5 separate regions of the Homo sapiens genome follow, and all the other regions are linked to region 3. The links are chromatin loops, found by intact Hi-C in ENCODE. Cell type or tissue: PC-9. All regions are shown on one strand.

The links. A loop is a pair of places that touch in the nucleus more often than their neighbours do. Peaks named below come from ENCODE experiments on the same cell type or tissue, not always from the same donor. Only the 100,000 strongest peaks of a DNase experiment are listed, where the experiment ranks them.
Region 1: it touches region 3 in a loop (10-fold over the local background); 56 of 110 quality-filtered maps call a loop at or near these places.
Region 2: a loop joins it to region 3, with 10 times the contacts of the local background. A loop is called at or near these places in 33 of 110 quality-filtered maps.
Region 4: it touches region 3 in a loop (8-fold over the local background); 102 of 110 quality-filtered maps call a loop at or near these places.
Region 5: a loop joins it to region 3, with 5 times the contacts of the local background. A loop is called at or near these places in 5 of 110 quality-filtered maps.

What each region holds. Positions count from the first base shown.
Region 1 is chr13:95,533,994-95,538,993 of GRCh38, reverse strand. It overlaps a transcript of CLDN10 not described here. Among named protein-coding and RNA genes, the nearest start is that of CLDN10-AS1, 2.6 kb to the right of the region's middle. RefSeq lists an enhancer at 3,405-3,699. In PC-9, a CTCF peak has its summit at 2,141 (motif pointing left); DNase peaks (open chromatin) are centred at 2,171 and 3,563; H3K27ac peaks cover 1,488 bases.
Region 2 is chr13:95,491,291-95,496,290 of GRCh38, reverse strand. All of the region lies in intron 3 of CLDN10-AS1 (CLDN10 antisense RNA 1), which reads left to right. It also overlaps a transcript of CLDN10 not described here. Among named protein-coding and RNA genes, the nearest start is that of CLDN10-AS1, 40 kb to the left of the region's middle. RefSeq lists an enhancer at 3,595-4,095. In PC-9, CTCF peaks have their summits at 1,801 and 2,001 (motif pointing left); DNase peaks (open chromatin) are centred at 2,020 and 3,930; H3K27ac peaks cover 689 bases.
Region 3 is chr13:95,831,857-95,836,856 of GRCh38, reverse strand. It overlaps UGGT2 (UDP-glucose glycoprotein glucosyltransferase 2), which reads left to right. Exons shown (of 39, transcript NM_020121.4): 38 at 3,804-3,930. Among named protein-coding and RNA genes, the nearest start is that of DNAJC3, 160 kb to the right of the region's middle. In PC-9, CTCF peaks have their summits at 2,294 and 2,495 (motif pointing right); DNase peaks (open chromatin) are centred at 2,536, 2,966 and 3,546; H3K27ac peaks cover 660 bases.
Region 4 is chr13:95,621,016-95,626,015 of GRCh38, reverse strand. DZIP1 (DAZ interacting zinc finger protein 1) reads left to right here. Exons shown (of 23, transcript NM_198968.4): 8 at 1,087-1,248; 9 at 3,536-3,673. Among named protein-coding and RNA genes, the nearest start is that of DZIP1, 21 kb to the left of the region's middle. In PC-9, CTCF peaks have their summits at 1,689 and 1,890 (motif pointing left); a DNase peak (open chromatin) is centred at 1,875.
Region 5 is chr13:95,476,282-95,481,281 of GRCh38, reverse strand. It overlaps CLDN10-AS1 (CLDN10 antisense RNA 1), which reads left to right. Exons shown (of 4, transcript NR_046533.1): 4 at 1,320-1,838. It also overlaps a transcript of CLDN10 not described here. Among named protein-coding and RNA genes, the nearest start is that of CLDN10-AS1, 55 kb to the left of the region's middle. RefSeq lists enhancers at 897-976, 2,315-2,674. In PC-9, CTCF peaks have their summits at 2,351 and 2,554 (motif pointing right); a DNase peak (open chromatin) is centred at 2,401; H3K4me3 peaks cover 449 bases.

The DNA of each region.
Region 1 (5,000 bases), 300 kb after region 3:
GCCAGAGAATCACTTGAACCCAGGAGGCGGTGGTTGCAGTGAGCCGAGATTGTGCCACTGCACTCCAGCCTGAGCGACAGAGCGAGACTCCATCTCAAAAAAAGAGAGAAATGTTACAAAGTTCAGCATTATCAAACAACTTGAGTACTTAAAAATCGCCTTCTCTGTGGAGTCTACAGGAATGGAATCTAAGGCATTAGGGTTGTTGCCATAAGCGGGTACAGCAGGACAACGGTGTTGGCTATAGCAATAGGCAGAGGAAGAGGAGGAGTCATGGCCTCAGAAATTCAGAAAAGAAAATGTGATCCAGGCTCTACCCTATAGAAGAAGAGATCAGATCTTATGGTCAGGAAAGGAGGAAGCTGGCCAAGATGCAGCGTGAGGATTTCAGAGCGAACACACACATTGACCTTGCAGCTGCATGGGGTGCGTGATGAAGGCAGGTTTGGCCACTGACAAGAGGAAATCAATATGATGAATCAATTGATATCACTCTATCATCACATATGGAGAGGAGGTATGAATGCTTGTTGGTAATTCATAGAAACAGTTTGTTGGCTGGGTGTGGTGGCTCATGCCTGTAATCTCAGCACTTTGGGAGTCCAAGGTGGGTGGATCATGAGGTCAGGGGTTCAAGACCAGCCTGGCCAATATAGTGAAACCCTGTCTCTACAAAAAATACAAAAAAACTAGCCAGGCGTGGTGGTGGGCGCCTGTAAGGTGCCAGCTACTCTGGAGGCTGAGGCAGGAGAATCGCCTCAACCCAGGAAGCAGAGGTTGCAGTGAGCCAAGATTGTGCCATTGCATGTCTCAAAAAAAAAAAAAAAAAAAAAAAAAAAAGAAATAAACAGTTTGTCAATGGGTCACAGATTTGTAATCAAATGAAAGCTGGAAATAATGCTTGGCTCTTGTTGTCATGTTGGTTCTCTACCAAAAATTTCTGCAGATCTTCTTGGCAACGTTGTTTTAGACTGGTGCATAAAAAGGGCTATGAATTTAGCTCTGCATTTGCCCTCATTTAGTGCTGTTTGTATGTTGCCACTGAAGGATGTAGTTTTGGGTTCTAGTTGATAGCCACCAGTGCTTATCAATTGGCAGATAAAGTTTCAGGGATTCTCTACTTATAATTGGTTTCACTTTTAGGGGCTGGAAGCCAATCCAAATTACCCCGGTGAGTGTTTGTTACTCGTGGGTGAGTGTTCATGGCTACCGCACCCCAGCAAATTACCAGGCAGGTAGTTATGATGGAAAACCTGGAATTTGGAATTCAAGCCAGTTACAGAAGCAAGAATAAGCACAGGACTTCAAATTTGGAAATGCCATTCTGTGGAGTGAAGTGGTACCCTAATTTATATATTTCAAGTAAAGAATTTGGTTAAATGAATTTCTGTTAAGTAAGGGAAACTTGTGGTATATTACTACCATTGAAAAAATGGTTTCGTCTTTGCACTTCCTTCCATTTGCATAGTTCATATTTATGACACCCAATTCTACTTCAGCACCTTTTTGGCATATCATCCCCATCAGAAAACGTACACAAATTATGGTGGGACTCAAGCTACAGTAATAGCTGAGACCAGAATTCACTTGATCCCCTCTGTTCGCAATTCATACTGCCTCCTGTACGCAAGAAGAGCCGTGCATACTGGGTATTCATTGAATTATGAATGTTTCCAGCTCTGGCAACAAAACAAATAACCAACAACCCCCCCAAAACTGATTAGCTATTAACCAACCCCACACAAAGTCTGAACTATATTAACTTCATTAGGCATTCTTTAATCTGTGGTAGAATGGAAATACATCCTAAAATTAGAAGATTGTAAACAGAGAGGTTTTCTTTTCCCCCACTTAATGTTTAATTTTAAAATATTCTATCTTAATTTGATATGGCTACCCAGAATAGAAAAAATGTTAGCTTCAACTTACTTCTTTACTTCAGCAAGCCTTAGCTCTGCTCTGAAACTCTTCTAAAGAAGCAAAAGGCTCTTAATTAGCACACACACAACAGGACAGGATTCACATGCACATGCTGCAGGAATAGTGTTTCTGCATTAACTTACAGCAGCTGTGAAATTTAAATACCACTAGCAGCAAAGACATTTTGTAAAATACCGCACTATATTTCATGAGAAATTTGCGCCCTCTTTTGGATAAAGATTGTTAAGACATTTCAATATGAACTTTTTTTTAAAAAGGCATGCAGTTTTTAAAAAATAAACAGTTTTATTGTAAGGACCGTGGGAAAGGACGAGAAAGAACAGGTGTGAGGACATTGCAAAGCCAGTATTAACAGAACTAGAAGGTGAAGATTTTGTAACTGCAACGCATAGATGGCACTATGAAGCGCCTTGAATTAGGAATCTATCGTTTTCTTTTAATCAAGATGTGTTGAGAAATTGTGACAATCATTACAAAGTAATGATTTTTAGGACCAATTTTCTCTAGAAAACAGTAGCCAAAGCTCATCTTCCTCTTGAGGCTGTAAGTTTTGTATGGTTAAGGATAAATTGTCCCTTGGATGATTTTTCTTTTTTCTTTTTTTGAGACAGAGTCTTGCTCTGTCGCCTGGGCTGGAGTGCAGTGGCGTGATCTCGGCTTACTGCAACCTCCACCTCCTGGGTTCAAGCGATTCTCTTGCCTCAGCCTCCAGAGGAGCTGGGATTGCAGGTGTATGTCACCATGCTAGCTAATTTTTGTATTTTTAGTAGAGATGGAGTTTCACCATGTGACTAGGTTGGTCTTGAACTCCTGACCTCAGGTGATCTTTCTGCTTAGATGAAGCAGATATTAAGGACTTTTTTTTTTTTCAAATTTAGGAAAATACACAAATGTATTTAAAGATATCTTGAGAGACATTTAAAACATATTCTTCATTTTTCTTCTTTAACTGACCATCTCAATAGACTTGTCTATTACAGTATCACAGTCTCTCTGTCCACCACCCATCTACTTCTCCATCCACTGCCATCTTTCCTACCTTTCCCTTTCCACTGAAACACCATAGGCAAAAGTGACAAGTGGTTTTGTGCTACCTGACTTAGTGAACAGTCCCCATTCTTTATCTTGTTTGTTTTCTCTGCACCTTTTTCATAGTTGCTCAGTTCCTTCTTTGTGAAATACTTTATTCTTTCGGCTTCCATAGCCCCATTCTTGCCTAGATTTCTCTGCCTGTTCCACGATTCGTCTCCATGTCTCCTCATGGGCTGGTATCTCCAGCATTCTGTACTTGGCACTTACCCCTTTTCACATCACAGTCTTTCCCTGAACCAACTGGTGGCTCCATAATGGGATTCCCTGACCCAGAATCAGTTCTTCTGATGTCCCATGTGCCTATGGGACATCTTCTCCTTTCTCCTGGTGGCTCGCAGGTATGGAGACCTCAATTATGTCTACAACTAAACCTCTCACCCCCACCTCCCCCGCAGCTCCCTTCTGTATTTTCTCCACTGAACCATGAACCATATTTGTTTGTCTACCCACTCAGTCTGCCAAGCAAGTTATGAGTGTTCCTGAGTCATCTTGGATGGCGCTCTTCCCTCTGTACTCCTCATCACTCAATCTTGTTGACACTCTTTCTGAACTGCCATGAGTCATTCTCACCTCTCCAGGCCCACACTACTCTTCCCAGTTTAGACCCTCATCACCTCTTCCATCCACTAGCCTGACTGGTCTTCCTGCCCCAGGGCTCACCCCTTCTAATATGACTCCCCAGCTGATTTTCCTAAAAGATAAGCCTGATTGTTTCTTTACCCCTTTAAAACCCTTCACGGGCTCCTCATTACTTGCAGAATGAAATCTGTGTATCTTATCATGACACAAAAGGTATCCTAGGATCTTCAGCCCATCACCTGCCATGCTGCACCTTGGAATACTCTGCTGGATCATAGCAAGCATGCATGGCAGTGTTCTTCCACCCAGGATGCCTTTTTTGCTTAATTAGCCTGGAGAATTCCTTTTAATTACTTTTTAAAAAAACTCTTTCCTCCCCCAATAGACCAGGCCTGAGAGTCACTCTCTCATTCTTGGTGGCGTGCTTCCATTGTTGCATTTACTGCGCAGAATTGGAGTTTGTATCCATGTCCCTGCTGAGCTGTGAGCGCTTTGAGAATAAACACAGATTCTTATTCATCCTCACTGTTGTTGTTATATTATAACCATGATTGGCTACCGTTTATTGAATGCCAGGAGAAAAAAAACCCTGAAGTTTGGAGATATTAGGAAAATTGCTCAAAGATGTATTGCCATTTAGAGGCAGAGTTATAATTTAATCCCCTTTTTTTAAATGATCCAAAACACATGTTCTTATCAAAATGATGCACTACAACTTAGAGGTTTCCTGGTAATACTCCTACTAGTAGTAGTTATTATAACTATCACTGTGAATCATGCATTATACTAAATTCTTTATATAACAATCAGTTTCTGAAGATGGAGAATTGATTTTTTTTTGAATTTTTAACGGTTTGATATAAAAAGTTATTTTTAAAAATGTAAAATAACAAAAGATATTTACTAAAGATATTCATACATTTGACAGGAGTATAGTTAAGCTTAGGTGGACCAGATGACCCACAATATCCCTTACCACATAAGATTTTATAATTCTACAAATATTTTTCCTCTTTTGATTTTAACAAATCTTTTCTTAAATTTATTTTATTAACATATCGTCCTGGCAGTAGCTTCATATGGTTATAACCATGTTTTCTTCTTCTTTTTCTTTCCTATTTGAAGGAAAAAAAAGACACCCAATGCTTTCTGTGTGTTTTCATATGTAACCTTCTACATAGCAGATGCTGCTAAATTGCTGGGGATATAATGAGAATTAAAAAGGAAATACAATTCTTTTTCTCATGGAGCTGAAAATCTAGTAGGGGAGACACACATTACCCAAACGATCCCTCAGTGACCATGTAATTATAAACTGAATCAAATGCTCTCTAATAAAGGACTACTGTACTCTGAAACTGTATAACAAAGAACGTGATCTCTGCTCT
Region 2 (5,000 bases), 340 kb after region 3:
CTTATGAATATCTCAAAGAACACACTGGAAGGTACTACTGGAAGTGAAGCATATGCGTCAGACGTGAATGTGTGCTTATTTACCAGGTGGGATGAACTGCCCAATGAAGCCATAAAGTTGTATAGGCGAGGGTTTGGTAGTTGAAAAGAGGAGAGAAGAATGCAGACACAGCCTGAGAAAGGGCAAAGGGCCGTATCCAACATGTGGGAAGTGCCATTTCAGGGAAAAGAGCCCAAATATTCCGGAACATCTGGGGAAGATAAAAGGAAGTTGTTCTTGGGATAAATTTGGTGAGAACCTACTTTCAAGAGCAGAGTTTAGGGCCTGTCCTGGCTGGAGGAGCTGATTTTAAGAACAGAAAGAACAGTCCAGTATTAAATGTTAATTTGAATATAGGAGGATAGGATAAAAAATGACTCAGAATTATTATGTTATCTGGGCTGAAAAGCGTCATATTTACTGCCCATTAGAAATTCCTTACAGGCTGATTTCCTAAAGTTAGCTTCATTTCTTTCTTTCTTTCTTTCTTTTCTTTTTTTTTTTTTTTGAGGTGGAGTCTGGCTCTGTCGCCCAGGCTAGAGTGCAGTGGCGCAATCTCGGCTCACTGCAAGCTCCGCCTCCCGGGTTCACACCATTCTCCTGCCTCAGCCTCCCAAGTAGCTGGGATTACAGGCGCGCGCCACTATGCCCGGCTAAATTTTTATATTTTTAGTAGAGACGGGGTTTCACTGTGTTAGCCAGGATGGCCTCGATCTCCTGACCTCATGATCCACCCACCTCGGCCTCCCAAAGTGCTGGGATTACAGGCTTGAGCCACCGCGCCTGGCCGAGCTTCATTTCTTTCTAGGAAATTACAAGACATGGACTCAAATAAAAGGCTCAGTTGACCAAGGGAACAAGATCTTGTTTAGTCCTGGTAATACCCAATAAATATTTGCTAAATATATGCAAAGGGGCAGGGCACGGTGGCTCACGCCTGTAATCCCAGCACTTTGGGAAGCCAAGACGGACAGATCACTTGAGGTCAGGACTTCGAGACCAGCCTGGCCAACATGATGAAACCCCGTCACTACAAAAAAATACAAAAATTAGCCAGAGGTTGTGGCATGTTCCTGTGGTCCCAGCTACTCAGGAGGTTGAGGCAGAAGCATCGCTTGAACTCAGGAGGTGGAGGTTGCAGTGAGCTGAGATTGCACCACTGCACTCCAGCCTGGGCAACAGAGAGAGACTCCATCTAAAAAAAAAAATTAATTAATTAATTAATTAATTATATTGAAAGGACAAGAAAGGGAGGATTAATTGCACAATTTGGGTTTTGCATCCTTAAAATGAAATATTAATTTTACCAAGCAGTTAGTTTTTTAAGAGTAGGGGTGGAGGGGAGAAGGTGAGATTGCTGGCAGAAAGATAACAAATTACACAAAAGCCATCAAGGTGTTGTGTGATCTTACGATGAGGTTTCATGTCTGTTCATCTGTCAGATGATGGGGCCAGACTAGGTGGTCTTAAAGGCCCTGTCCGTATCTACCATCCTAAGATTCTCTGTTCTTCAGAACACGCTAGAGGAAGTTTGGGAAAGCAACTGTTTTATTCAGAGATAAGTACACTTAATACAATTCAGACAATACATTTGTAACGGGCATTTAACACAGCAATCAATTGTACAAGTAGATTCTATTTACTTTTTCTTTTATTAAGCGGAAGAATAAATAAACATAACTGGCCTCAATTATTTAACACTAAAAATGTTGACATTGTAGAGATAAACGTCAACACCAAGAAATACGTTTTCCATGTTCTCCTTAAAACAAATAGAAAGTTTGAATGATATCAATAATTATCCCTTAGAATTGGGATGTATTCAGGTTTTATGCGTGTTACATAGAGCAAACAGGCTATTTTCAATTTCTGTGTTTGTATATTTACCTATAATTGCCAACTTTCTGCAAATGATGTTTCCTCTTGTGTAAATACCAACTGGATTTAGCAAATGTCATGATTATTCGTGCCACCTATTGGTGAAATGTAGTATGACAGCATCTTTTGTGTGCAAGACAGCTACTATGGGGAGAGGAAGGTTGTCAGGACAAATTAAACAGGAATTCTGTACTCAAGAACGGTGGAGAATCTATCTTTTATGAGGCAATTCAAAATTTGAACACTGGAAGGGTATTTGATGGTAGTAAGGAATTACTACCTTTTTTATTTCCTATTATTTTTTAATTGTTTATTTTTAGGTGTGACATTGGTATTGTGGTTATGTTAAAACGTCTTTATCTTTTAGAGACACATAGTAAGATATTTATGAATGAGCGAAAATGATATGTGTAACATGATTTAAAATAGTATTAGCAATTTTGATACATGCACAACGTGGATGAACCTTGAAAACGTGCTAAGTGAAATAAGCCAGACACAAAAGGACAAATATGGCCGGGCATGGTGCCTCACACCTGTAATCCCAGCACTTTGGGAAGCTGAGGCGGGCTGAATACTTGAGGCCAGAAGTTTGAGACCAGCCTGGCCAACATGATGAAACCCCATCTCTACAAAAAATACAAAAATTAGCTGGGCGTGGTGGCATGTGCCTGTAATTCCAGCTACTCGGGAGACTGAGACAGGAGAATCTCTTGAACCCGGAAGGTGGAGGTTGCAGTGGAGCCAAGATCATGCCATTGTACTCCAGCCTAGGTGACAGAGTGAGACTGTGTCTCAAAAAAAAAAAAAAAAAAGTGGGGGTAGGCAAATATATAGGGTATCTAGAGTGTCAGATTCACAGAGACAAAAAGTAGAATGATGATTACCAGAGACTGGGGGAGGGGAAGTGGGGAGTTACCATCTAATGGGTCCAGAGTTTTAGTTTTGTAAGAACTCTTTTCTGGAGATGGGTGGTGGTGATGGTTGCATAACAATGCGGATGTCTTTAATACCACTGAACTGTATACTTAAACATGATTAAAATGCAAAGTTATAACATGTATTTTTTAGCACAATAAAAAAAAAATTAGGGCCAGGTGGGTGCACCTGGGCTGGCAAGGAAGGGGCACCCGTCTGGGTGGGTGGGGCAGGGAAGGTACCTGAGGTCACTGGCTTGGCGGTAGCGGCAGGGGTGGCAGAGGTGGAACTGCAGAGTTGCAGGGTCCACTGACCCTTACCCTCAGCTGGAGAATAACCCTCCAGATCAACTGCAAGAACAAACCAGCAATCCTGAGAGGAGCCGCAGACCCTCTGAAGGAAGCGGACTGCCCCTGCAGGACACAGGAGACACCCCAAATACTGTGAGTGCCCCAACTGCGGAAGTGGGAAAGGGGGACCCTCCTCTTCCAAACACACATCACCACTGGGGAAGCGGAAGGTCTGTTTTTGGGAGAAGTTTCCAACTTTACCTCAAGCTGAGTCAAGTTAGAGAGCTGAGCCGAGCAAAATACAAGGGTAGAGGAAGCAGCAGAAAGGTCCTGGGAGCTCGTTGGGTCCCCAAGCAGCCCATTCCTGCCTGACACCACAGGGATCCATCAGGAGGGTGGCCAGAGGAGAAGGGGGTAAAACTCCATAGGGAGAAGGAATTCTCTAGCTGAACTTTATAACAATTTGAAAGGGGCAAGAAGCCTCCTGACCAGAACCTAGGGGAGAGCATGAATCTGGTGTGCAGACTTCACATGCAGGGGGAAGAACTGAAGCCCTTTTCTTCCACAGCTGGAAGGGAAAAAGCCTTGGGCAAGTTTTCAAGCCCATCTCACCCTCCACCAGGAAACAGACTCGAGGCTGTTGGGGGAGGCACGGTGGGAGTGAGGCCGACCCTTCGGTTTCTGTGGGAGCTGGGTGAGGCCTGTGATTGCCAGCCTTCCCCAACTTCCCTGACAACCTGTATGACTCAACAGAGGCAGCCATAATCCTCCTAGGTACACAATTCCAGTGACCTAGGAATCCCACCCCCATCCCCCACAGCAGCTGAAGCAAGACCTGCCCAAGGAGAGTCTGAGCTCAGACACACCCAGCCCCGCCCCCACCTTATGGTCCTTCCCTACCCGCCCTGGTAGGGAAAGACAAAGGGCATTTAATCTTGGGAGTTCTAGGGCCCCACCCACCACCAGTCCCTTTCCACATGACTACAGCTGATGCTTTCTGGAAAGCACCACCTCCTGGCAGGAGGCCAACCAGCACAAAAATAGAGCATTAAACCACCGAAGTTAAGGACCCTCACGGAGTCCATTATACCCTCCTCCACCTCCACTGGAACAGGTGCTGGTATCCATGGCTGAGAGACCCACAGACGGTTCACATCACAGGACTCTGTGCAGACAACCTCCAGTACCAGCCTGGAGCTGGCTAGACTCACTGGGTGGCTAGACCCAGAAAAGAGACAATAATCACTGCAGTTTGGCTCACAGGAAGCCACATCCACAGGAAAAAGGGGGGTGTACTACATCAAGGGAACACCCCATGGGACAAAAGAATCTGAACAACAGCCTTCAGCCCTAGACCTTCCCTCTGACAGAGCCTATCCAAGTGAGAAGGAGCCAGACAATCAACCCTGGTAATATGACAAAACAAGGCTGTTCAGTATCCCCAAAAAATCACACTAGTTCACCAGCAATGGATCCAAACCAAGAAGAAATCCCGGATTTACCTGAAAAAGAATTCAGGAGGTTAGTTATTAAGCTAATCAGGGAGGGACCAGAGAAAGGAGAAGCCCAATGCAAAAGTATCCAGAAAATGATACAAGAAGTAAAGGGAGAAATATTCAAGGAAATAGATAGCTTACAGAAAAAAATAATTTAAAAATTCAGGAAATTTTGGACATACTTTTAGAAATGTCAGGTGCTTTGGAAAGTCTCAGCAATAGAATTGAACAAGCAGAAGAAAGAAATTCAGAGCTTGAAGACAAGGTCTTCAAATTAACACAATCCAACAAAGACCTAGAAAAAAGAATAATAAAATATGAACAAAGCCTCCAAGAAGTCTGGGATTATGTTAAATGACCAAACCTAAGAATAATCAAT
Region 3 (5,000 bases):
ATCATATTCATGGCTTGATTTATCACAGTGAAAGGATATAAAGCAAAGTCAGCAAAGGGAAAAGGCACATGGGGCAAAGAGAAAATCAGGTGCAAGATTCCAAGAGTCCTTTCTCTGTGATATCACACGGGACAAGCTTCATTCCTCAAGCAATAAGAGATTCCACAACCAGTGTGAAGTATTACCTACTAAGGACATTTATTAGAAACCCCAGTGTCCAGGGGTTTTACTGGGGGCTGGTGACCATATAGCACTGTCTGCCTGAGACACACCTAAATTTCCAGCACTCAGGAGGAAAGCAAGTGTTTAGCATAAACACCTTTGCACAGATAATTTAGACACAGTGAGTTACTCTTATAAAGGAATGGTGAGAACCATCCTGAACCCTGTGTTCCCAGATGCCAGCGAGGAGCCAAACTTACAAGCAGGTCTTTCTAAGAATAGCAATTTCAGGCTTTCTGTATTAACTCTTTTCTGCAAAAGGACTTTTGAAAAAAAGGCTTAGAGGGCTGGGCACGGTGGCTTACGCCTGTAATCCCTGCACTTTAAGAGGCCGAGGCAGGTGGATCACCTCAGGTCAGGACTTCGAGACCAGCGTTGCTAACATGATGAAACCCCATCTCTACTAAAATTACAAAAAATTAGCTGGGCGTGGTGGCACATGCCTGTAGTCCCAGCTACTCAGGAGGCTGAGGCAGGAGAATTGCTTGAACCTGGGAGGCAGAGGTTGCAGAGAGCGGAGATGGCGCCACTACACTCCAGCCTGGAGACAAGAGCAAAACTCCATTTCAAAAAAACAAACAAACAAAAAAAAAGGGCTGAGAGCTAGCTGAAAATGTTTGTGGATTAGCTATCATCTTGACATGTCTTCAGTTTAGTTATCCTGCCAATATTTTCCCCCAAATAAAGGCAAACAAGACAATTTTGTCTACTTAAAATATATCATACATGCTTTTTTCTTACTTATTTTTAAGAGATTATTTTTCCTAGATTTTCATTTAAAGCAGTTTATGCTGTGCAGTTTAACTCTCCTAAACATAAAATATTTCAAAGTAATTTATTTGTTGTCCATTTAGATTTTATATTCCACTACTACCTTGTCTTTAGTAGGTATAATAAGTTTTTTTCCTAGTATATTGTTTTTAATGTGCTAAGTGTAGAAAATTGTTTACAAGATCTTCACTGACGAATAAGCTATTAAAATGTTAGAATTCACACAATTTTGAACAAAAAAGAGCAGGAAAACAAAATATAGGAACTTTTTCAGACATGTATAGAAATACATATTTTAAAAATAGCATGCCAGCATGTTAGAATGTAATCATAGTTGGTAGAATATAGCAGAAACAAATAAAAAGGCATTTTTAAGAGGTAAGCAAGGGAATTTCATAAAGAGAGGCCAAGAACATTATTGAACACAACTACTAATATGTTGTTAGGGTTCTGTTGTGGCTCATACAGTAGTGGTGTAGGTCATTTTGGGATCTTTAGTACTTAGACTAACATGAGCTACCATAACAAACCCCCAAAATTCAGTGGCTTCATACTCATTCCAGCAGCAGACCTAAGTGGATATCTCCGTCATTGAGTAGCCCTCCTGTGTGCCATGTCTCAGGGAGTACTTTTTGTCCACCTGTAACTGCTTCTTCCAGTGCAGTAGCCACTTGCCTTATGTGGCTGTTGAGCCCTTAACATGTTGCTATTCTGAATTGAGATGTGCTGTAAGGTATAAAGTACACACCAGATTTTGAATACTCAATACAATGAAAATAACATATATCTCATTACTAATTTTTGTATTGATTACATGTTGACTTAGTATTTTGGATATATTGGGTTGAATAAAATATAGTATTAAAATTTATTTCACCTATTCCTCTTACATTTTTATACATGGCTACTAGAAAAATTTAGTATTTTTCTAGTGAAAAAACCCACAAATTATGTGTATGGTTTTCATTGCATTTGTATTGGATAGTACCAATCTGGAGGGAAGGGGAAAAAAAGTGTGGAGAACATATATCTTGAATCCTAAAGGCATGGCCCCTTGGTGGGAGTTGGTCACGTGGCCATATCTAGATGTAACAGGAGCTGAGAAATGGCATTCCTGGATGGACAGCTACTTCCTAGCAATAGCAATACCAATACCCAGGAAAAGGAGAAGTGGCACAAATTTTGGTGTTCAGCCCGTCTCCCTCATAGAAACACTAAGAGTAGAATGAGAGAACATGCTATTCTTCATGGAGGAGAAAAGAGAATGCAGAAAATTCCCAAGGAAATGGCCTAACAGAAGAAAAGAGCATGACTAATAATATTGAAGGTGGGAATGAAAATGTTTATGAATGTCATTATACTCTCTCAACTTTCCATCTCAGAGTTTTTCAGCCTCAGTACTATTGGCATTGAGGAGTGGAGAATTCTTTGTTACAGGGGTTTTCCTGTGCATTGTTGGGTATTCAGCAGCATTTCTGGCCTCTGTCCACTAGATGGCAGTAGCACCCCACCACTCCCCGGCCATCACACATTTTCTCCAGACTTTGCCAAAGCTCCCCGAGGGGCATGATTACCCAGTTAAGAAACACTAATAAAGCTTATAGAGTGTATGCATGAGCACACACATACACACACACACACACACAAACCCAATGTAGTACAAATAGCTAAACAAAACATAATATTTTTATTTTTTTAATAGTATGACAGAATTAAAAAAAGAATTAGTCCCATTATCTTCACTATATAGAAGACATTGCCTATAAAGTTAATTTCTGCAAGGAAAATTGTGTTGTCCACTTACCTCAGGAATATGTCACTATGGAAAAGAAATCCATAATGAATCAACTGAAAATATTTGGTGAGGAAAGGGTTAAGACAACAGGCTCACGGCTCATGACTAATAGCTTTCCCCTAAGAAATAAGAGGAAAGCAAGTGGAGAAAATGTCACCAGAAGTGAGCTTCAAGTTGCTTCCTGCCTTAATTCTTTGTAAATAGTGAATGGGCTTCCTTTATTACTTGATGAAGTTTATACTGCTCCCATTGTCTTCTGTCTCAGTAAATGGCAAATCCATTTTTTATATTGCTCAAGCCAAAGGTACTGGTGGCTTTGTCTTTCTTTGATGCCTCTCTTTACTTACAGCTCACGTCCAATATATCAGCAGATCCTTTCAGCTGTACCTTCAGATACATAGTGTGTCAGACTCTTATCAACCTTCTATAATTTTTGCTTTTAACTTTAATTTCCCAAGAAACTCTATAGTAGTACTCAATAGTTTAAACTGATTGTGTATTGATGGAACCTTAGAGATTTTCCTATTTTAATTTCTTTTGCAGTTGAATAAATTAAGCTACACACCCTACACACACACATAATTATGTGATACATACACATCCTACTACTAGTAAATATGGAGTTGGAACCCTGAGAACCGAGATGCCATTTCCATGTTTTTCTACTGTGCCTACAAAGCACACTAGTCTGCTATGTTCTTCTACATAGTGGTAATGTAATTAGATCTTTTGTCAAAAAGTTTTACATAATTTTTTTTTGACAGACTTATGAGTCATCAGAATGTCTTTCAACAATTTTTATTTAAATTTCTGATTGAGGTATTTGTATTAAGCAATTATTACATACATAAGTTGTGATATATCATTTCACCTGATCCTGTGTGTATTAAACTTCCAGTACTTAGTAGGACTCTGCTTTTTATAAAATGTATTTTGTTTGCCCTAGTGACACAGCATTGTCCTTATGTTTCCAGGAGCATGGTCTTTCATTAACAAAATTTACTTAAACTTTTAGTGCAATAATCCCAAAACAAAAGAATCCAAACTAAAAGCTGCTGCCAGAATTGTCCCAGAATGGGTGGAGTATGATGCTGAGATAAGACAACTATTAGATCATCTTGAAAACAAGAAGCAAGATACAAGTAAGTCATCAACGTGTTGTGATGTCTGAAACATGCGTTGCATTAATGAGATTAGAATAGACTACAGACTCATTTCTTAGTGAATTTATAAAATGATTAAGAATTTCTTTAAGAAAGTCTGTGGCATAATTTAAAGGTGTATTTTTGTGTAGACTAAGCTTACAAGTTTAAAACATAGATAATCTGTTTCCCCATGGATACAGCTTCAGCTCATAACTCTATATGGATAGATAGTGTAACATTAGTCTCCTGACACAACATAGAGGTGAAAAATAAAAGTAAAAGGAGTGTTTGTCTTTAAGATTGCACTGAATTTCCTAAATGTGAAAATTTGAGCAAGTCCTAAAAATTAATAAAAGCTTTACATAGCTAACTAAAAATATCATTTCCTATCTCCAAAATTAATCTCATATATAACAGAGGTTTCCCCACGTGTTTGTGGTTCTAGTATGTTTAATCATGGGCTGGAGAATGACTTGGATTAGATTTGCTTCAATTCCTTTTATGAAAAAAACTGTGGCTACCTTGGCATTTCATTGCCCTACATAAGTGTTCAACAAATGTGCTGAATTTATTTTTTAAAGCTGATACAAACTTCTTGATTGTCCTGTAATTCTCTTTCCCTGTCAGTGCTGCCTGTGTCTCCCTATTCTTCACTCTTTCTTAAAAAACCCCCTGAACTCCTATTGTGTTCGGGTCAGTGTGTTAGAGACTTTCACTAGATTATATTGGCTAATACTCTCAATAATTCTTCCCAGTGGTTCAGAATACAGTTCTCATTTTCCTCAGCTTTACTGTTTAGGGAAGCCGAAATGATTATGTATAAACTGTCTCATATAAACGTGAAATTGTTTCATCTTGACTTTAAAAAAAAAAAAAAGTTTTCCTTTAAAAAAAAAAAGTTTTCTTGGTGTGTTCAAAAAGTTCATTATACACACCCATGTATGTATAATAATTTAGTATAGATAAAGATACTATTTCAATTCATAAGAAAATATTCTGTAAGTGGTATGATATGACTTTTTTTAAAGGGAGAGAAGTAGGATGACAAAGGGAGGAGGGAGAGAAGG
Region 4 (5,000 bases), 210 kb after region 3:
GGATTACAGGCACGTACCACCATACCTGGCTAATTTTTTTTTTTTTTTAATTTTTGGTAGAGATGAGGTCTCACAATGTTTCCCAGGATGGTCTCAAACTCCTGAGATCAAGTGATCGTTCCACCGTGGCCTCCCAAACTGTTGGGACTACAGGCATAGCCATCACACCTGGACCTTTCTTCTTTTTAAATGTAGGCTCTTACAGCTGTAAATTTATTTCTGAGCACTGATTTGGCTGCATCTCATGAATCTTGGTATGTTGTGTTTTCATTTTCATTAACCTCACAGTATCTTCCAATTTCCCTAGTGAGTTTTTCCTTAACCCATTGGTTGTTTAAGAGCACGTTGTTTACTTTCCACGTATTTGCTACTTTTCCAGTTCCCTTCTGTTACTGATTTCTGGCTTAATTCTATTGTGATCAGAGAAGAATCTTTGCATGATTTTGATCTTTTTAAATCTGAGAAACACTTTATGGACTTAAAAAAAGGTCTTCCTGGTAAATATTCCATGTGCACTTGAGAAGAATGTATATTCTGCTATTGTTGGGTACAGAGTTCTGTATATGTGTGTTAGGGCTAGTTGGCATATAGTGTCGTTCAAGTTCTCAATTTAGATTTTAAAAACCCTGAAGGTCATTGAGAAATCAAGTGCTGACCTTGAATTTAGCTCCTGTAAATCTGAATTTGTATTTTCTGGGGGTGGGATGAAGTTACACTATCCAAATTGTTATGGTGCCAACAAATGTTCTTTTATTGCTCAATATATGTTTTCTTTAAAGTATATTTACATTTTATATATTATGGCATGACTTTTATACAAGTTCATAGAACACAAAAAGCTGGAGGCTTTGGGCGTCTGTGTTGGTATTTTAAGGGATGTAAGGACAAGAGGATTCTGTGTGCTGCCTTTAGTTTAGAAAAATCATTGTGCACAGACCTGCCATGATAGGAAATGTTGTTACAAGCCTCACTGAAATAAGCAATACTAGCTAACATTTTTGAAGTGATGCTATGAACTTTTATTTTAAATATTGCTTATTTTCTTCAGACCAGAACTTTTAAAGATGTGTATTAAAATAATTTCAGGAATATGAAATGCAGAAAACAAAAGAGGAAGACTTTTTGAAGTTATTTGACAGGTGGAAAGAAGAAGAAAAGGAGAAACTAGTTGATGAAATGGAAAAAGTCAAGGAGATGTTTATGAAGGAATTTAAAGAATTAACTTCGAAGAATTCAGCATTAGAATATGTAAGTATTAAACCTAGAAGTTCTTATGGTATTGATTGCCTTGAGAGGTGGTGTTAGGATGGCATTAAGGCCAGGGGATCCAGCAGTTACTTTATGTTACCCTCGTGCAGACATTCTTCTCCCTGAGAGTCTTGAGGGAGGCATAGAGGAGACAGAGTGAGTCAGAGATGTTTTGCTGAGAATGGGAGCTTTGGCCTTAAACTTCAGTGCAGAACACTCGTGGTGAGATATAGAAGACCCTCTTCTATGATGGTCCCTCTTTTCTTATCTGGTTAGGTTAGCCTTGAACTGTAAACTCCTCCCTGAGTTTTGGAACTTTCCATTGTCCAGTGGGAAGGGAAAGAAGCAGACCCAGAAAGGCTAAGAACCTTTGCCAGGCTCCCTCCTCAACCCAGGCCCAGGTGGGGTCTCTAAAGCAAGCAAGTTATGGCTAAGTGAGCCCCTCTCCCTTGTGGGAACAGCCCTGGTCCATACAGCCCCAGCCTCATGCATAGATGATACCTGAGCTGCTTCTTTAGAAAGCAGCCAATCAATCAGTGTCCTTCTAAGAATTCTAAGCTCCCTGGTTAGACTTGACCTGAGTCTTCTTTGGGGAAAACGGAGAAAGGAAGGGAGCTGAGCGAAGGTCCTTGAGCTCCCTCTAGGGGCCAACAAGTTTTATAAACGAAAATAGAGATTTTTGGAATTCACCTGAGGGCTTTCCTAAAACTCTTTAAACTCTAGCGTGAGATTTGGCGAATGGCCCATGAACCAAGTCCAGCATACCACCTGTTTTTGAATGGCCTCTGACATAAGAATAGTTTTTACATTTTTACTTTTTATTTTTTTCAAGACAGAGTCTCTCTCTGTTGCCCAGTCTGGAGTGTAGTGGCACAATCTCAGCTCACTGCAACCTCTGCCTCCTGGGTTCAAGTGATTCTCGTGCTTCAGCCTCCTGAGTAGCTGGCGTTACAGGCACATGCCACCACACCCAGCTAATTTTTGTATTTTTAGTAGAGACGGTTTCACCATGTTGGCCAGGATGGTGTCGAACTCCTGGCCTCAAGTGATCCTCCCACTTGGGCCTCCCAAAGTGCTGGGATTACATTTGTGGGCCACTGTGCCCAGCCAGTTTTTAAATTTTTAAAACATTGGAAAAAAAGAAGACTATTTTGTGACACAGGAAAATTTCATTAAAGTTCACATTTCAGTGTCATGAGTGAAGTTTTATTGAAACACAGCCATGTTTGGTAATTTACGCTCTGTCTGTGGCATTTTTGTGTGGGAGCAGTAGAGTTGAATGTTTTGTCTGAGACTTTGTGTTACGAATCTGCATGACTTATAACTGTTGCTATTGACCTTGGCTACCTGGCTGTGGTAGTGTTTGTCAGGTTTCTCCACTGAAGATTTTCTCTTTTTTCCTCCTTTCCCTGCTGTCCTTTCTGAAATGAAGTCACTATGAGCAGCCTACACTGAGGAGAGGAGACGTGCGCTCCCCCATACTTTTGTTTTTGAAGTTAATGTGTTACCTTCTGTGGTTTTCTGAGGGTTTTTGCCATGAGTAACATTGGGAATAATATGAAAAGAAAAGGGTAAAATTAAAAACGTTATGTCCCCAGTGGATTTACTGATGTGGTCCCTGGACAGTGTTGGCCTCTCACTAAACTAGCTTAAGAACCAGGTGCATTCAGTTCTTCTGTTTCTGGTACCTATTAAGTGCCCATAAAAAATTTTAAGCCCCAGCTGGGCCTGGTGGCTCACACCTGTAATCCCAGCACTTTGGGAGGCTGAGGTAGGCAGATTGTTGTGTGAGCCCAGGAGTTTGAGACCAGCCTGGGCAACATGGCAAAACCCTGTCTCTACAAAAAAAATACAAAAATTATCTGGGTGTGGTGGTGCACGCCTGTAGTCCCAGCTACCTAGGAGGCTGAGGTGGAAGGATTGCTTGAACCCAGGGGGTTGAGGCTGCAGTGAGCCATGATCATATCACTGCACTCTAGCCTGGGCAACAGAATGAGACCCTGTCTCCAAAAAAAAAAAAAAAATTAGACTCGTTTAAGATTAGAAAGTTAGATTTTCCTTCCCCTTTTTTCACCCTGTACATATTCTGATAGGAAGACCAGCAAGCAGTAGAAACAAACCAGTAAAACCACAGGGAAGCAGAAGCAGGAGAAGCGTCCAAGAGCGTCCAGGAGCGTCCAAGAGGGCAGTCAGATTTAAAACACAGCTATGTGCTCCCTGATTTTATTCTCTGTTTCCATCTTATGAAAGTCTAACTGTAGTACTGAGCTTGAATTTTATCTTATAGCAACTGTCAGAAATCCAGAAGTCCAATATGCAGATCAAGTCCAACATAGGCACATTAAAAGATGCACACGAGTTTAAAGAAGACCGTTCTCCATATCCCCAGGATTTCCATAATGTCATGCAGCTTCTTGATAGTCAGGTACGTGCAAGTGGGTGACAGCTGCAGTGGATGCCTTCCTTTTTCTTAGTGAAGTAATTTACAGTGAGTGTCATCTGCAGAAAAAGTGTTTGTCTTTTTTAGTAACCCTGAAGGTGACTAGCTGTTATTTTTCTCCTACAGCATGCCTAAATCATAAGAGGTGTTTGTTACATGCTTGCTGTTGGCAAATAGCATACACAACAGTTGGCAGAACTGTTTTGTTTCTTCTCTCCATAAAGTCAATTTGAATTGGTTAGTATAACCTAGCTATTCATTTTTCATCTTTCAGATGTAGCTCTCAATTTCAAAAGGTGTAGAAGGGCATATTGAAGCACCAGATTTAATTTTAGAGTTTAAATATACTGCTAACTGTATTTTTAGTAGAAACGGGGTTTCACCATATTGGCCAGGCTGATCTTGAACTCCTGACCTCAGGTGATCCGCCCACCTCGGCTCAATTAACTGGGCGTGGTAGCAGATGCCTGTAATCCCAGCTTCTCGGAGGGCTGAGGCAGGAGAATTGCTTGAACCCAAGAGGCAGAGGTTGCAGTGAGCTGAGATCACGCCATTGCACTCCAGTCTGGGCAACAAGAGTGATACTCAGTCTCAAAAAATAAATAAATAAATACACACACACACACACACACACACACACACACACACACACACACACACACTGCTAACTGGTCAGCTGATGATCTGTTACATTTATCAAACATAATCACTTTCATTTGGAAGTGACAGCGGTTTAGGGGAACAATTTTTTTAAACTAGGAAGCAAATAGAGATGAGAGCTTATGAATTCAGGATTCTTTTTTAAAAGCCTGGGTCATTCTAAAAAAGGTAAGTAGACTTTGGAAACAGGGACCACTGCTTCTTGCTTCAGTGCTCACATGTTTCCTCCCTGACCCAAATCTACCTGCTCCACTGCAGTCAGGCTGACCATGTCCCTGTCCTGTCTGAAGTCCTTCAGTGACCCTTATTCCGGACTTCCTACCAGCACGCAGGGTCCTTCGGATTCTGGGCCCTGGGCCATCTTTCTCTGTTCTTTGCTTTCCTGGCACTCCAGCGGCCCAGCAGCCCATGCCTCTCAGAACATGCCCTTCTGTCTTTTTCCTCGGTTCTGGCTGCTTTCCTGCCTGTCCTGCAGCTCCCAGTTTTCGGGACCTGTCTTTTACTCATTCTTTAGTATTCAGCCAGGGGGGCAGGTACCGCTTTCAGAAAGTTCTCCTGAGCCTCTAGGCTATAGCATTTCTGTAGTCCCTAAGTGGGATCTGATGACATACACATTATATGTGGATTCTCCATGGCTGTGTCTACTCGCCTC
Region 5 (5,000 bases), 360 kb after region 3:
CCGCACTGAGTCACAGATTTAACATTATAGTTAGTCATAAATGTTTTAAAATTATGAGTCTGCAAGGTCAAGGGCATGCGTCCTCCTGGAAACTCTTCCCCATCTAGGCCATGCTCTGAGTGCCTGGGAATTTTCTGCCTCCAGGGTCAATGCCAGCTTCCTCTCTGGGGTCCATTCTAGCCCAATAGGTGGTCAAGATGCAGCTGTTACAGGGTGGACGGAGAGTGCCTGTGCTTGAATTTATGGATGGTGTGTCCTCTTGCTCAAGAAGCAAGTTCCTCATGGCATAAAGTGGGAAGACAAAGGGGAAGGATGGCAGCTGGGGGTTAGCTCTTGCTGTCCCATTACCTTCTGGCTTGGGCTATAGAGCCCAGGAATTCTAGCCTGCCATGTAGTTATGTATATATATTTGACAGTTTATTCACTTGATAGATAACTTCTAAGTATTTCAACATAGCTTATGGGCCTTCATTGGTACTCTTGAATGTGAATAGCGTGTCTATTGAATATTTCTCAACGTGTGTTCTGAGGACCCCATGCAGCAGAATTCACGTGGGTTGTTTGCTTAAAATGCAAATTCCTGGGTCCCGTTTTTGATTATCCTGAATCAGAATTTTTGAGGGTGGAGCCAAGGGATCTGCATTCTAACAAGTTTCCCAGTGGTTCTGGTTCACACCAGAGTTTTAGGAACTCTTGAAACTGGGGTAGGGTGGACAGGAGCTGGCTCCCAGTGGGCAGGAGCTTCAGGGGAGAAGAAAAGGAACCAGCCAGCTCAGGGGACCACAATGGCTGCCAGCTTCAGACGCTTCCTATTTCTCTCATTATCTCTCTTCCGCATCTGGCCTGAGCCCAGCTCTGGGTGTGAGCTGTGGAGAGAGGTTTTCTGCCAGGATTGGGCAAGGGCATTCTCCTCTAATACAGGGCCTTCAGAGACTGCTCTACCGAAGGAAGTGTCTGAGTCAATGTGAAACTGGAAAGAAGAGAGATATGGTTTGGCTGTGACCCCACTCAAATCTCATTTTGAATTATAGCTCCTACAATTCCCATGTGTCGTGGGAGGGACCCGGTGGGAGGTAATTGAATCATGGGGGCGGGTCATTCCCATGCTGTTTTTGTGATCGTGAGTCTCACAAGATCTGATGGTTCTATAAGAAGGAGCTCCCCCGCACAAGTTTTCTCTTCCCTGCCACCATGTAGGATGTGACGTTCCTCCTTCACCTTCCACCATGATTGTGAGGCCTCCCTAGCCATGTGGAACTGTGAGTCCATTAAACCTCCTTCCTTTATAAATTCCCCAGTCTTGGGTATGTCTTTATTAGCAGTGTGAAGATGGACTAATACAAAGAGGAACTAGGGGAGCTTGGAGGAACCAGAGACTCAATCAGGGATTCAAGTGAAGTCTCTGTTGCAAACCCTTGAGCAGGTGAGAACCCCTGGACTCTTGCAGGGGATGTGGGAGGAGCTGTACATACAGACAGTGCTGTCCAGCCAATGTGGGTTCAAACCCTGCATCTGTCACTGGCTATGTGACCTTGATCAAGTTCCTTAAGGTCTCCAGGTTTGTTTTCTTATCTGTAAGATGAGAATCCTCTTCTGCAAACCATGTCTGTTTAAAATATGTGCTTATTTTGAAAGTGATGTAGCAACATTTTCTCTAGTTAATGTTCTTTCTCCCTCATAATTTTAAAACATTTATTCATGACTATAATGTTAAGTCTGTGACTTTATTTTTGCTAAATGTCCATCTCAGAGAAGAATATGACTTTATATAGCGAAGTATTTTTTAAAAAATAGCCTTAGTAATGCATATTTGCAATAAAAATATTTGACAATCCTAATACCTTCAGGCTTGTCATTGGAATGAAATGTGATAATTAAGTAAAACCCATTCTTGCTACAAAGATTTAAGTGGTGGCCACTTTTTTTCCCCCCGAGATGGAGTCTTGCTCTGTCACCCAGACTGGAGTGCAGTGGTGTGATCTCAGGTCACTGCAACCTCTGCCTCCCAGGTTCAAGCAATTTTCCCTGCCTCAGCCTCCCAAGTAGTTGGGATTACAGGCACCCGCCACCACACCCGGCTAATTTTTATATTTTTAGTAGAGATACGGTTTCACCATGTTGACCAGGCTGTTCTTGAACTCCTGACCTCGTGATCTGCCTGCCTCGGCCTCCCAAAGTGCTGGGATTACAGGCATGAGCCACTGCACCCGGCCGGTGGCCACTATTTATTAGGAAGCTTGTTATCTTCTACCACTGCACCTGCTGATGATTGCTCTCACAGGCACTTAACCACTGGCTAATAAAATGAAAGTTCCTTAAACCTTACGCACAGGAAGCCACTTAGGCTGCAGTTGCAGCCCTGTGCCAGGGCAGTGCTTGGCCAGTGACCTATAACTCCCTGAGGCTCCTTGTGAGGGAGCAACTCCTGAAGTCACATGGCGAAGATGCTCACAGGACATGATTCTTAGGATGATCCCACCTGTCGAGACCACAGGCTGTAACTCACTGTCACAAGTTAGTGATGAACGCGGAACCTTAATGAAACCGCCAGCGACAGCTGTGCCATACTGCAAGTCACCACTAGGGGGAAGCAGAATACAAGCATCCGGGTAAGAACCAACGAAGCGCTGAGGAACGTGGCCCAGGAAGCCAAATGGGGATGGGAGGGGAGAAGGATCCTAGGCGCACCCTCCCTGTTCACCCCACCCACCGGGCAGACCTGCACACTCCTGGTCTTGCTCTCAAACCATCTGATTCCTCTGTTTCTCTGTTCTCTGGTCCTGGTACAGCACATTATATCTTCCGTATGGCAAAGGCCAGTGGTTCTCTAACATGGCTGTATGTTTAAATCACCTGGGGAGTTCTGTAAACGCTCTACATCCTGGCCTTATCTCAATTAAATCTGAATCTCCAGTGTTTGGAAGCAGGGATCAGTGCTTTTTATATTTATTTATTTACTTGCTTATTTATTTTTGAGACAGAGTCTCACTCTGTTGTCCAGGCTGGAGTGCAGTGGTGCGATCTTGGCTCACTGCAACCTCAGCTCCCTGGGCTCAAGCGATTCTCATGCCTCAGCCTCCCAAGTAGCTGGGACTACAGGCATGCACCACCATGTCCAGCTATTTTTTTTTTCTATTTTAGTTGATATGGTGTTTTGCCATGTTGGCCAGGCTGGTCTTGAACTTCTGACTCAAGTGATCTGCCAGCCTCAGCCTCCCAAAGTGCTGGAATTATAGGCATGAGCCACTGTGCCTGGCCTCCAGAGCTTTTTAAAACACAACAGGTGATTCCAATTTGCAGCCAATTTTGAGAACCACTGTTTTAGGCAAAAGATCTCATTTCTTTTCACATGAAAGCTGGCTTTCATTGTTAGAGGACTCCTCCAAGAAGCCTCCCTAACGAACCACACGTTTTCCTCCTCCTCCTCCATCTGTCCACGGGCCTGTCTGCAGCTGATGCCAGTACTTATCATGGCTTAAGATACATATGGGTTACCTGAGGGTGTTGCAGATTCAGATTCGTTCAGTCTGGGGTGAGGGGTTGAGACGCTGCCTCTCTAAGTCCCAGGTGCTGCTGGTCCACAGACCATCCACAGTAGGGTTGGCAGGACATCAACCTGTGTTTCCGCATGTGCACCTTTGCAGTTGTTCTCTGTTTTGCATTCCTTTTCTGCTTCTGTATTAACCATGTTTCTCCTTTCTGTAAACCTGATGCTTTAACATCTGCCCCGCGTGCATCTGCAGGACACACCTTGCTCTGTGCAACCCAATAATATGTCTCCCTCACTGTCCCCCTCCCCCTGGAAGGAGTCCTCCGGGTGATATGCTTTTCAAATGAAAACCAACCCAGAGCTCGCATCCCAACCAATTCCCTTATCTGGCTCTCACACTCCAGGCCACTATCCCCCTGCCCTAATCACCCAGGACCAGGTATCTGACAAATAGGAACAGCCTGTATGCCCCAGAGCCTGCTGAAATGATTTAAACTAGCCAGTCCTGAGCTAGCTAACCCTGCCTTGCCCACTCTTTCCTGTGGAAACCATAATAAGGGCTCTGGCCACGTTCTCTTCTCCCTCTGCCTCTTGACCAGCCCTCGTGCTGCCCCGGGTGTCCCTGCATGGCGTGGCGTGCCCACTTCTCTTAGATCTGAGAGTAAGAAACTCTCTCTTCAGTGAGAGTCATCATCTGATCTATTGGCCTCACCAAAGCTGAATAAAATTAAAACCTATTAGAGCAACTCCCCTGCTAGGAGGAGAGGCGTGGCTGGTTCCCAACTTGTCTGCATCCCGCCTCTCCTCCCAGTCTTGCTTGGGTCCCTGCTATGCTGCTCATGGTATGAACACAAGACCCTGTACACACACAGAAAAGAGCACAATCAGTGACTGTTGAATGAATAAGTGAACAAATGTAGGGAGAAAAATTCTGAACTTGGAGACCTGGCTCTGCCACTAACAGCTGTGAGAGATTGTGAAGGTGCCCCCGAGACTCAGTGACTTCATCTGTCCTGTTATTTCATAGTGAGGCCACCTGAGCAATATGTGTTAAAGCCCCTTTTCATCCACATGGTAGCATCCTCCTTTCTCTCTCCATCTCCTACTTGTCACTGGTGTTCAGGGTTCCAGCCTTGCCCTTCACACACTGCCTGGGAGGTCCCATCTGTTTCTGAGTCTTTGAATCTTCACCCACAGCTGCTATGGTCTGAATATCTGTGTCCCTCCAAAATTCACACGTTGAAATCCAAATGCCCAAGGTGATGGCGTTGGGAGGTGGGGCCTTCGGGAGGTGATTAGATCTTGAGGGTGGAGCCCCCATTAATGGGATTAGTGCCCTTATACAGAAGGCTCCGGAGAGCTGCCTCACTTCTGCCACCACGTGAGGACACAGAGAGAAGACTCACCTGTGAATCAGAAAGCAGCCCTCACCGGACACCAAATCCATCAGCACCTTGACCTTGGACTTACTTCCCACCCTCCAGAACCGTGGGAAATACATTTCTGTTGT